Regions from separate parts of the Mus musculus genome. Here region 1 is linked to region 2. A link is a contact called in ENCODE Hi-C data. All regions are on one chromosome and are shown on one strand. The core of a region is the stretch at or near the end of the contact, and the rest is flanking DNA. Distances in the headings are between cores, read along the strand shown.

Evidence for each region. Hi-C counts contacts between places; a loop is a spot of excess contacts on that map.
Region 1: a map of regulatory T cell shows a loop between it and region 2 (2.8-fold over the local background). The contact joins the promoter of 4930455C13Rik here to the enhancer-like site in region 2. A Hi-C loop is called at or near these places in 4 of 37 maps with a recorded cell type or tissue (T-helper 1 cell, regulatory T cell and v-Abl transformed pro-B cells).

What each region holds. Positions count from the first base shown.
Region 1 is chr10:21,337,658-21,344,345 of GRCm38, reverse strand. 4930455C13Rik (RIKEN cDNA 4930455C13 gene) reads left to right here and starts at 2,291. Exons shown (of 4, transcript NR_045352.1): 1 at 2,291-2,870. It overlaps Hbs1l (Hbs1-like (S. cerevisiae)), which reads right to left. Exons shown (of 18, transcript NM_019702.2): 6 at 2,367-2,632; 7 at 1,782-1,947.
Region 2 is chr10:21,141,317-21,147,407 of GRCm38, reverse strand. It overlaps Myb (myeloblastosis oncogene), which reads left to right. Exons shown (of 16, transcript NM_001198914.1): 9 at 968-1,222; 10 at 2,083-2,439; 11 at 4,316-4,446; 12 at 5,322-5,436; 13 at 5,524-5,649. Among named protein-coding and RNA genes, the nearest start is that of Myb, 17 kb to the left of the region's middle. Within about 2 kb of position 2,392, at least 2 of the 3 ENCODE cell types and tissues checked have a DNase peak (open chromatin) inside an H3K27ac peak, as active enhancers do.

The DNA of each region.
Region 1 (6,688 bases), core at 1,042-3,541, 200 kb before region 2:
AGTTATGAAGTAGCAACAAAATATCTTCATGGCTGGGGGTCAGCACAGCATGAGGAGCTGTAGTGAACGGTCACAGCGTTGGAAGGCTGAGAACTCCTACTCTAGACCATTCAAGTGAAGAAATTCAGCCTGCATTTAACAGCAACAGTACTAACACCACAACAATCAACTCCAGTTTGCCGAGGCAGTCAGGAAAGTGGTTTCCTTAGTCAAGCCATTTGAGCTTGTCTAAGTGATGTCTAATCCTGGTTACTGTTCTTAATAGCTAATGCCCAGAGGCCACTTTAGAAAACTTAGGAAGGAGTCAAGACGCAGCTCCTCCCTCAAGTGTTTGACCCACTGCAGTCTTGACTCAGCCTTGTCTATGTCTGAACCTTTCGTATCCTTCCGCAAGGATACAAAAATGCTACCCGGCTATTAGTATCTGTTCTTCAACATAGATTTGCAAATATTTAACATTTCAAATATATTTAAAGAACATAGCAGTTTTAAAAATGCCATTCTACAATATATTGTGGAGTGAGCTAAAATCTTGTAATATGTACTCCGAAGCTGTCGACAGAACAGTCTAAATTATACCATGGTGAGAAAGGCAAAGCTAGTGGCCACAATAGCACCACAGTAAGTAGATAGTATAGCTGGAAAACTAAAAAAGAAAAAAACTGGTCATTTTAGGAGCAAGTGCAATTAGCTCACTTGCAGCTCAACCCACATAATTAAGTAAATTTTACTAAGCCCTTCCCCTTAAATTACACTCTTCTCAGTCTACTAATCTACAGGATCAGGTTACACAAAGGAAATAAAAGCTGTATACTTTGATAGTCTGTTTGTTAGACCGGTGGGAATTACTTGGGCTTCACTGTTTCTCAGTGAATTGACAGGTTAAGCTTTTGTGTAAGGGTAGGAAGCAGGGTCATAATAATATACAGAGAAAAAGCTATATAAGGGAGAAATACCATGAGGATACAAACACCCAGCTATGAGAAGCACTAGACTCATGCAACCTGGGTTAGCGAACTGCCTTACACATAATGGAGACAGGGACTGCAGGAAAATGAACTCATGCAGAGAAAAGTCTGCAAACGCACATATACTCTCTAATCATAATCAGATTAAAGACTTGAGAGATGTTTCGACCGTTAACTTAGGATTCTGACACCCTGTGCGTGTTGGTCATTATTTTAACTTAGTTGTTCTGTATCTTACATAGACAGAGTTTGCTTCTCCGCGTCTGATAGCCTTAAATGTGATATACGTCTATGCTTTAAATTACCTCAGAAGAGGTAACTGGCCAGAGATACGCGAGTATCTTCATCCTTCTGCTAGAATCCACCTAAACTAGCACTAAGCCCCGAGAGACACTGAAAGAATAACTGACAAGATAGATTCAATTGTTTCTTTCTGGACTGTGAGTGTGTGTCTCATGAGAATGGAATTGTGAGCCTGTAGTCTGGACCTGCTGGGCAGTTCCTTTAAAACCTGGTGCAAGACTGAGTCAGATCCGACTTTAACAACCGGATATGCCGAGGGAGCAACAACTGCCAACTCCACTGGCTCACAGCAAGACCCACTCAGGGAGCCTCACCGTCCAGCACTGCTGTCTGCCGGTGCTCCTCCTTGTTGGGTTTGGGATAAATATTCTCTTAACCTTCTTCTCACAGAATAAAGTATGACAAACAAAAGGAATTCTGAACGTCTCGCTGATGCATTTATGTGTTACACATTCAACTTCCAGTGCCCACTTATTTTAAAGACTAAAAGCGTTGAAACATAGCGGCTACCTTTCCCTTTCTTCTCCAGTTTCATCCAAGACCCACGCATATGCAAATGAAGCCTTGCCAGCCTTTTTAGATTCTTGCTCATACTTATGCATAGTTCTTTTGTTTACATTACCCAGAAGATAAAGCATATGGCCCATCAGAGTACTTTTCCCAGCATCAACATGACCTAAGGAAAATTGATTCAGGGTTAATACTAGGTACATTTCAGATGCTCACATTGAGGCATTGCAACACTAATTCAACAGCGTGCGTCAGTATTTAGTATAACAAACACCAATTTCTATCAAGGTTAAAACACCTAAATGGGGGAGGGGGTGAGGACTGCACACACAGTTTTAGAGAGGGCAAAGTTTCCCTTTTTTGGGGGGGGAGATGCATCCCATTTTCAAAATGTTCACTACATAAAACTGCCACAAGCTAAGTCCGATGATGCCCTCCTTGGTAACGCGGCCCCATTGCACCCTGGGTGACCAGAATGCATTATGATGCAATGCCTCTTTGCTTTATTTAAGCCTACACTGCTCCAAGAGGCTGGGCGCCTCCTGCCGCGGTCCTGCTAACCCGGCGGGCAGAACAAGGGCATACCAATGACCACTAAGTTGAGGAGCTGCTTCCCGCCCTGCCGCTTTTCCAATTCCGCTTTCACGTCTATCTGCTGCCTCAGCTTGCCAGACTTTCTCACTGGTGTCGGAGTGGAGCCCAGCTCTTCTGATGTTTGAAGGGAAGGAGGTGGGAGGGCAGATTTTGGAGTGCCGGTCTCAGGAATGTTAGGAGAAGCTACGCTCACATCATCACCAGGAGGCCCTTTGTGAGGAGCGCGCACACTGAGTCCATTTTCCTCAGAAGTTAAGCTGCAGAAAGATGAGAAAAACTGTGAGAAAGTCATTTCAGACACTGCCCAACTGAGTCAGGGGGCAGGGGTATCTCTTGGCAACCCCTGATATTCTGGGTCTCAGGTCTGTCAAGCTGGAAAAGAGAAGTGACCAGAGCCAATCCACACAAACGAACACTGGGAACCCTAGGTGTCTACTAAACATGAAGACTCCGCCCTGGCAGACAGCAGGCAGCAACGCTGCTGCATCCTAAGAGGTAAACACAGCTTTAAACTTTCAAATGTCTCTAAGATCTAAAAATGCCCATTCTGGGCCCAGGCCTACACCCACTGCTAGAACGGCAAGAATAAATTGGTAACAATGTTTCAGACACTTTGTCATATAATTTTATGATCTTAATTAACTTGATTTCTTATTTCTAAACGACCTTTCCAAAAGTGGAACCATCTGTTTATAAATCTAAAGGAGTAATCTCCTTGACTTGGACACTAAGACTTACCAGACTGTGTACTGACTATCTGTCCTGCACTTGATGTCTCAATCAGTTCTACTTACATGTCTAGAGGTAGAGTTACAATTCTCAGTATTAGTAAAGCAGACTGTGCTCTAAGCAATGAGTTACCTCTTACACATGTACATGGAGAGAAATGAATTGCCAGCGTGTATTTTACATTCTCTCATCCAAGTTCTAGCTTAGTTTAGCTTCCACAGTCAGTCAGAATCAGGAATGTGTATTTGTGATGTTATGGCCAGGACTGGGTGTATATGCAATGGTATAGCCAAAAATGAATTTTTGGATCAAATGGGCTTTCAAGAAAACTCAACACATTATAAATGTGATTTCTTGAACTCTTGGTAGCTTTTGTTTTCACATGTGTGTGTAGGTCGAAGAACAGCTAAAGGGTGTTGGTGGTTCTCTTCTTCCACCAGGTGGTTACTGGGAATCACAGGCAGCAAGGCTTCTAGCAAACACGGCTACCGTCTCCCTGGGCCATCCGCATGGTCATTGTTTAGGGTCTATCATTCTGAGAAAGCATGGCTGTTATATGCTTTTCTGTTATATATGTCTGGACTCTTTCTGAGACAGAATGTAGTGAGTCACTGGCTGACCTGACACTCAGGACATAGTCAGCCTAGAACGCATGGTGACCTGCCTGCCTCAGCCTCTAGAGCACTGGTGTGGCGGGGGTGTGCCTGCTAGGTCTGCCCTTCATACTTGACTTAATCCGAAAAGTAATTTGCTCATTTAAAAGTCAGAAAAAGGGCAGGGTGTGGTGGTTCATGCCTTTAATCCCAGCACTTGGGAGGCAGAGGCAGAGGCAGAGGCAGGCGGATTTCTAAGTTCAAGACCAGCCTGGTCTACAAAGTGAGTTCCAGAACAGCCAGGGCTACACAGAGAAACCCTGTCTCAGAAAACAAACAAACAAACAAACAAACAAAAACCAAAAACAAAACAAAAAGTCAGAAAAAAGTTGAACTCAGGTTAAACAACCTATACATTTTAGTTTTTCATGTTCCATTATTCAAGAAATATTTGTCCAGTGTTATTCGTGTGTCCATGTCTGTCTGCTTATGTTTTTAAGGCAGTTTCATTATGTAGCCAAAGCTGGTCTAAAACTTAGGCTCCCCTGCCACAACCTCTAGAGTATTAGGATCGCAACTGTGTAGAATGCCCAACTTCAGTATTATATATTGTGTGCTGTCAGACTACCAGAAACCTCTAATAAATTATCTGTATGTTAAATGATATTTCAAATCATTTGATCTGAGAGGATCCTGTTAATCGGAAACACTGTGACTAAAAGCCTGAAATTAAAAAAAAAAAAAAAGAACTAGAATACATTGTAATATATCTGACACACTATATATTATGATTAACTTGTATACATATAGCAAATGTTCAAACACTCCCAAAGGCTGGGGCTCCTGTGTCTAGACATAGTGCTGAGACATGAAATCTGAAAATTCGAGTCTACTAGAATAGTCTAAGAAAGACAGCTAGGACATGGTAGCCCATGCTCGGACATGGTGGCACATGCTGTCTCAAGCACCAAAAAGAAACAAGTCATTGATGGTAAGCTATGGACTGTGCGAAGGTGAACAGAGAGCTTAGCACAGTTGCAGAACTATTTACTCTGTGCTTTCCTTATAGATACCGCTCACCGCACAACACTGAAATCAATGGCAGGGCCTTTCCTCGTTTCTATGGTGTTTCTGACTTATCCAGATTATGACTCCTACAATGTATCCAATCCATCCCAATCTTTTCTTGGACATTTCATTTCTATATGAATTTTCCCACTGGGCCCTGTCAAAATGTTGACTCAAGAGACTTAAAAAAACAAAAAAAAAAGAAAAGCTTTACTACTTCGCAAATGTATGTTAAAATACTCTATATTTCCAAGGCTTTTGATTGGTAAGTATTTAACTGATGTCCTGTGATGAGCACTGTCTTCATGATGCATCTAGCACTGTGTGATCTCCTGGCCAGTGTTTGGGTTTTATGAAAGCTGTCCTTGGAAATGATCTTCTGTGGTTACTGTGTGTCCAGGTGCTGTTAGAAGCTCTGTGTAGATTTCCAATACAATGTATTACTTAAAGCTTATCTGCAAGCTGCTAAGACTTCGGAGACTCTCCAGATTGTGGCTGTGGCACCCTTAAAATAAGGGTTGTGTGTTTCAGTTATTTGCTCAATAAATGTCTCCCTAGCTGGACATACTGCTGCACACCTTTAATCCTGGCACTCAGGGAAGAGGCAGGTGGATCTTTGTGAATTCATGGCCAGTTTTGTATATGTAGTGAGTTCCACACCCTGTCTCAAACAAAACAAGAGACTTCCATAAAAGAATTAAATACAACTGAACACATTAAGGCTAAAAAGGGTATTTGTATTAATTCGACTCTATTTACAAGAGAAAAGGAAAACTTTTAAAATTGAACCAGAACTTAAAATTATCTGACTAGGTTAAAGTCGCAAAACAAAGATTATTTCACCCATTACCTAATTTGTACTAGAGGAATTCTGTCTCCTAGACCTGACTTATCACCACACTCAATTTGAAATCAAGTGAATAAAGTCTTACTTTTAAGTCCAAACACTGAACATTAAACAAGGGGACATATATTCCCATCTCCACAGATTTTTATAAAAGGAGCCAACAGTAAGGTAAATTCCTGAGACTGAATTTCACACGGCTAAAAATAAGTCATCCCTGCTAGTGTTTGCTGACGTCTGTTCCTTTTATGCTCTGGCAAATGAAGGATACATACCTTACAAAAAACCCTCTTTATTTGTTTTCTTTTTTATAAGACAGACCTCTGTCTGAGACCTCTAAGTAGCTGAGGATGGCCCTGAAGTCCTGGTCCTCCAGCTTCCACCTCCCAAGTGCTATCACAGCAGGTCCATGCCACAGGCCCAGCGAAAGTGGTATTTAGAGAATAGAAATGCTGACCAACTTTAAAGAGGCTAAATATTACATTGAGATGCATGTAACTCACTTCCCTTCTCCATTAAAGACTACTAGAAAAATTCTAAAGATTGATTTAAAAATACCAAGTATTATCAGTGTTGACAGTCGTTTTTTTCTAGATATCCCAAACTCTAGGAGTTTTTAATTGCATGTGTGATTGATACAGGGAACCATTTTATTCAGCATAAAAATTAAAAGAGGGGCAGGAGACATAGCTTACAGTGTACAAAGCGCTTGCTGTACAAACGTGAGGCTCTGTGTTCAGACCACCAGCACCCATAGGAAGGCTGGGCACGGTGGCTGCTGGGATTGCAAGCACACAGACCCCAAGGCTCCCTCCCTAGCAGCCGCCTTCTGTCTCCACAGTGAGACAATGACTGAGAGCATGCACAGCTCTTCAGAGGACCTAAGTTCATTTCCCAGCATCAACCTGGGGCAGATTCCTCCAGCTTCCTCTTCTGAACCCACAAGTACCTGTATTCACGTGCACATAACACACACAGGCACATTTACACAAAGTTAAAAAAAATCTTTAAAAATAGGTGAAGAGCAAGAAAGGAAAGCATCCATTAATCTCTGGCCATATGTTTAGATTGGTGAGTGC
Region 2 (6,091 bases), core at 1,143-3,642:
CACAATGGAGCTGCTGTGGGTGCCTGGAGATCAAATCCAGGTTCTTACGATTGCATGGCAGTCACCTTTCAGACTGAGACAACCCCTTCCCTTCTTTTTTTGTACTGACAATTGAGCCTAGAGTCTCAGACATGCTACATTGCACACACACACACACACACACACACACACACACACAGGATCCAGCTCTAGCTCTTGTATAGACCGTTTCTGAATCCTTGAATGGGCAGCTCACGGAAAAAGCAAACTTTGGAGTTTTGGTAGTTTAGCCAAGAAGTGAGTATGTGAAAGGTGATACCCACTAGCGATTCTTCAGGTGAAATGTTCTTTGTTGTTGTTATTAAATAATAAAATAATGTACTTGTGCTAGTTCAACCACTTTTGAACTTTAGTTACTATTTTGCAATTTCTTCTCTTGCATGGACATGCTGTAAGGGGACTTCTGTTAACTTGATCTACTTTCCCAACCACATATACTCTGCAGCTCTAGCTTGCATCAGTGCAACCTATAGCCAAAAAAAAAAAAAAAAAAAAAAAAAAAAAAAAAGAAAAGAATAGAAGCAACAGGATATGTACAGATAGAAGCAATTCTAACCCTTGAATGCTTTCAAGGGCTTAACATGCAAATAGGACCATTCTTAAGTCATAGCAATGGGGAACTGTTTTTAAATTAAACTCCAATGGAATTCTAAGACATCTAAGACTTGTATTTTGTAGCAGTCCCAAGGTTTAACATTTGACTAAAATCTTAGCAACTGAAGCAATCCTCTAGGTATAAATTGGAGAGCTATTGCAAAGCTGTCAAAAAGGAAACATCTTGACAACTGTCTGGCAGGCTTGAGTTTTGGATGAAGCAACCACTTTTTATCTTGCCTCCAACAGCATCTGATACCTTGTGCAACATAGTTGCTAAGTTTCTTCTTCCTTTCTTCTCTCCATCCTTATTTCTACACACCCCCTTCCCCAGACACAGAACCACACTTGCAGCTACCCCGGGTGGCACAGCACCTCCATTGTGGACCAGACCAGACCTCATGGGGATAGTGCACCTGTTTCCTGTTTGGGAGAACACCATGCCACCCCATCTCTGCCTGCAGATCCCGGCTCCCTACCTGAAGAAAGTGCCTCACCAGCAAGGTGCATGATCGTCCACCAGGGCACCATTCTGGACAATGTTAAGAACCTCTTAGAATTTGCAGAAACACTCCAGTTTATAGATTCTGTAAGTAGAATTGCTAAGGCACGTTGATGTTTCTGGAAGAGGAATTGAGAATTGGTATAGCATAAATCATTGCCATTTTCTATAGCAAATACGGTTTGGTCCTACATTCATGTAAAGTGAAAGACTTAGCTTTTACGATTCCACTTCTCTCAGTGGTCTTGATTTTGTAGGCTACCCACCCAAAATTGTTTGCCTTCCAGGTGTGAATTAATGAAGTTCTGACTTACCACAAAGGGCTCAGAATGAGAGCTGTGTCTGAACTATTTTAACAAATTTCTTATATATTTTGCTTACTTCTTTGTGATTCTCTAGAAAATTTCTTTGTTGTTTTGGTTTTGCTTGCTTTTTGTTTTGTTTTGTCTGTTTTGGGACAGCACATTTGGACTTACGTTTCCTCGTAACCTTAAGCTTTCAGTTCAAGGGTGGGGCATATAGATCTCTCTACAGCATACTGTAAATTGATTGACAATCATAGTAACACCAAAATAAACCATCTTGAACCATCTTGAGTGAAACAAATTTGAGTTCAGCAGTCACTCAGTTCATTTTCTTGGTCTCCTAATTGGTTAAAAAGCACTTATTCCCTTCACACGGGACAGGGCCAGCTATTGCCATAATGTATCATCTAGAAATGTTTTCTGTTTGCTTTAAATTGCATGCAAAAGAGAGTGCCTGAGCTCTCCACAGCAGATGTGCAAGACAACCCATGCACCGCTGTAATCCCTGAGCTAGAAAGCAGGCAGGCAGGCAGGCAGGCCCAGCGTTTTCGTCCATTGCTCTTTCAGTGCTGTGTTTGGGTGATGGTGGCGCTGTCACTTGCATACCATCTCAGAAGCTCTGTGCCTCCCACGTTGTTTCAGGATTCTTCGTGGTGTGATCTCAGCAGTTTTGAATTCTCTGAAGAAGCGGCAGCTTTTTCACCTAGCCAGCAGCCCACAGGCAAAGCCTTCCAGCTTCAGCAAAGAGAGGGCCATGGGACTAGATCTGCAGGAGAGCCTAGCCTGAGGGTGACCAGGCGAGTGCTGAGCGAGGCATCCCTCGGCCCAGACTCACCCCAAGCGAGGCACAGCAAGGTTCCGCTGGTCGTCCTACGAAAAAGGCGGGGCCAGGCCAGCCCCCTAGCCGCTGGAGAGCCTAGCCCCTCCCTCTTTGCTGACGTCATCAGCTCAACTCTCAAGCGTTCCCCTGTCAAAAGCCTACCCTTCTCTCCCTCGCAGGTAGAGCACAATTTCTGCACAGCTGTTACTAATTTTCAGCATACACCCGAGCCTTAATAATTAGAAACTAATCTAAATTTGAACAAATGACTAATGACTGCCGTCCTGGCAGATTTAATTCCGCGTTCAATCTCACTGGGGTAGAGGTGGCTAGCTTCCTGGCATTTGGGCTGACACACTGGTGATTTTGTCGCATCTCTTTCTCTCGAAGTCTTGGTGTTTTGGAAAATGGACAGAAAGTTGCATGGGATGTGTTTCCATTTCCCTTTTCACTACATTTCCCTTTTTCCGTCCCTCCCCTCTTCTCCCTTGTCATCCTTGCCTCTTCACATTTTAACACGATGTCTGCCTCTTTGTTCATTGACTACTAAGTGATTTACTGACCCTGGGGAGGAGGGAACCAAATTATGATTACATAACATTTGGATTACAACTAGAAAATGAACCACTATGCCCCTTTTCTAAGTGAGGATGTTTACTGAGATGATGAAAAAGAGATGCTTCTGCAAAATAATTTAACATTTTCAACACTGGGTCTTTTAAATTCTGCTATGGGATTTTGCTAAGGTACCGTTTTCCAAAGAATACCCTTACTTCATATAGTGTTCTTAAGGTATATAACACTATAATGCTTAGCAGAGCCACGTGCTTTCCAAATTATAATTAAGAGACAATTTGGCTCCTTAAATTTTTTTCCCAATTATATCCGTTGAAGATTTGGTACTTTGTTTTACTTTACTTCATTTTAGTAGTAGTAGTAATAGTAGTAGTAGTAGTAGTAGTAGTAGTAGTAGTAGTATTGTGGTTCTTAGAATCTAACCTGGAGCCTCATGTGTGCTAGGGAAGTGCCCTACCACTGAGCTATACATATTTCTGGACTTGTTTTTAAAAGAACTTTAAGTATAGACAAATGATCCCCCCATTCCCCAAAACAATTGGTCTCCACCCCCCACCCACCCCCATATTTTCCTAAACCGTGTTTTGTGAAATCATTTCTGCAAGATAGATGTCTCAGGGAAAATGATCTAGGTAGACATAAACGTTTGGGAAATGCTAACTCGGGCTTTAAACGGCTTCTTTACCAGAGGGTCCTTCAGGCTTGGCGTTTGTTTGGATTTTTTATTCTTTAATTTTTCAGAATGCAGACAGTCTTTTATTCTGCTCAGCTTGCCTTATGCTCCTGAGTTCAAGAGGCGCCCTGGCTTCTGAGTGACTGACTGCAGGCAGCAGCCACTGCTCCTGGCTTCCCTGAGAGCGTTGAGTGTGCTCATCAGTCTACCCAAGAGATAAGATCCATTGCCTTTCCCAAACCTGTGTTACCCTGGGAGCGTCAGGATGCTGAGAGACAAACCTTCTTACTGGATAATTTCCCACATCACGCAAACCTTACACAACAACAGTCTGAGTTATTAGACCATTAAACTGAGAAAACCAAATATGAAAGAAAAAGAAGATAACCTTTTTAATGTTGATCAAGAGCACATATCATTCTCTTAAGTGACAAATGTCATTTACAGAGAAGATTTTCTTTGAATTTTGCAAGGTTTGAAGCTTTGACCCTTTAGATGTTCTTTCTTATAAATCTCTGAACCTTGCCTAATCAGGTGGAATAAATCAATATCCTTGCCAACACTGAAAGATTGTTAACGTTGTCGTAGTTGGGGTTGTGAGTCAGTAGAGGACACTTGCCTGCCATCTGGGTTTGGCTTCAAACTGCATGATCACAGACTCATTATTTAATCAGTTTTTCTTTCTTTCTCTCTCTCTCTCTCTCTCTCTCTCTCTCTCTCCCTTCCTTCCTCCCTCTCTCCCCCCTCCCTCCCTCCTTCCCTCCCTTCCTTTCTTCTCTCCCTTCCTTTCTTTCTTCCATGTTTAGTTCTTGAACACTTCCAGCAACCATGAAAGCTCGGGCTTAGATGCACCTACCTTACCCTCCACTCCTCTCATTGGTCACAAACTGACACCATGTCGAGACCAGACTGTGAAAACCCAGAAGGAAAATTCCATGTAAGTCTTAGTTCAATAAGAAAAATGTTTATTTTATTTATTTATATTAATTAAAATGTCTGACCCCCCCTTGTATGTATATAATGCATTCACTGTATGTATCCTATGCATTCTCATAATGGATACATCCCAAGTAAGTTACAACCAACCAGGGAAGAAAGTAGAGAATAATTACCTTCTGTAGTACATTCTGATGTCTTATGTGCATGCACAGGGAGTTTCTGTACCATTCCCCACCCCCCACCGGCCAGGTTTTTCTTTCCACTGTTTTTCAATATCCTTACTAAAAACAAACAAAAGAGACTGAAGCATTCAGAATAAAATTGAGAATGGTTCATAGTTTATATTTTTTAATCTTATTTTTTCTTTTTGTAACAAATACATTAGGATCTTTTTGCATACTCACAGGAATGAAAATGTATGTATGTATGCATGTATGTATGTATATATGTATTTCAAAAGCCAGGGGTGATTAAGTAATTGAAAAGAAATACATTCTTATTACTTCCAAATAAAAACAAAGTTTTAGACATAGCGTGTTTTGGCCCCGTTTGAGGGAGCAGGTGAGACTGGTTTACAAATGATCCCAGATATCACGGTGCTAGTCACCATTATACAGATCCAAGGCCATTACCTATGCCTCAGGCTCATTCTCAAAAGGTGGGAACTACTTCAGAGCTCTTAGTCTCAGGGCACGATAGTTTGAAGTATTTGTAGATCTGCAATCTGGTTTAATTCAGATCTACAATCCCTCAATGAATGCATTTGGCTAATCAGCATTGCCCTTCCTTGTCCGTTGCAGCCTCTTAGTGTCCACGCTGACGGCGTCATACGGGATACATGTCTTTTTATTCTCTGCTTCTTCTCTTCTTTAGCTTTAGAACTCCAGCTATCAAAAGGTCAATCCTCGAAAGCTCTCCTCGAACTCCCACACCATTCAAACATGCCCTTGCAGCTCAAGAAATTAAATACGGTCCCCTGAAGATGCTAGTAAGTTCAAGAAAGGTCCTTAGATTTAGTGGGCTTAGGAGTGTAGACAAGTTTCCTCTGATCTGGAAATATCCACTCTTCCCTTAGCCTCAGACCCCCTCCCATGCAGTGGAGGACCTACAAGATGTGATTAAGCAGGAATCGGATGAATCTGGAATTGTGGCTGAGTTTCAAGAGAGTGGACCACCGTTACTGAAAAAAATCAAGCAGGAGGTAGGTCGCCCTCGCTGCTTTGTGCACTTTGAACTGTTTGACATCACTGCTAAGGAACAGTAACACTTGTCATGCAAGACTTTTGTGCAAGCAAGTTGAAAGGCACTGTCATAATGAGGACTTCAACCTCCCATTTGGAAAGTGACTTCCATCAACTTCTTTAGGCAGAAAAGATGCTAGAGAGGGGTAAAGGGAAGAGGGGGCAGCGGGCTTATACTCTTCTTTCAAAATTTATTGACAACATAGTATTAATCGCACATATGCAAAGAGAAAGACTCCCAACCCAAATCATGACCACATTAATTAGAGCAAGCTTTTTTGTGTGCACAGGCTACTTCTCTGTAAGGCAAGAGATTAGCATTGGACATGGGGAAAATAAGGGTTTTTGTAGTTCAGGAGTAGAGGGTTTCCAAATGGGGGTTTTGGTAGGCAAAAAGCCAGG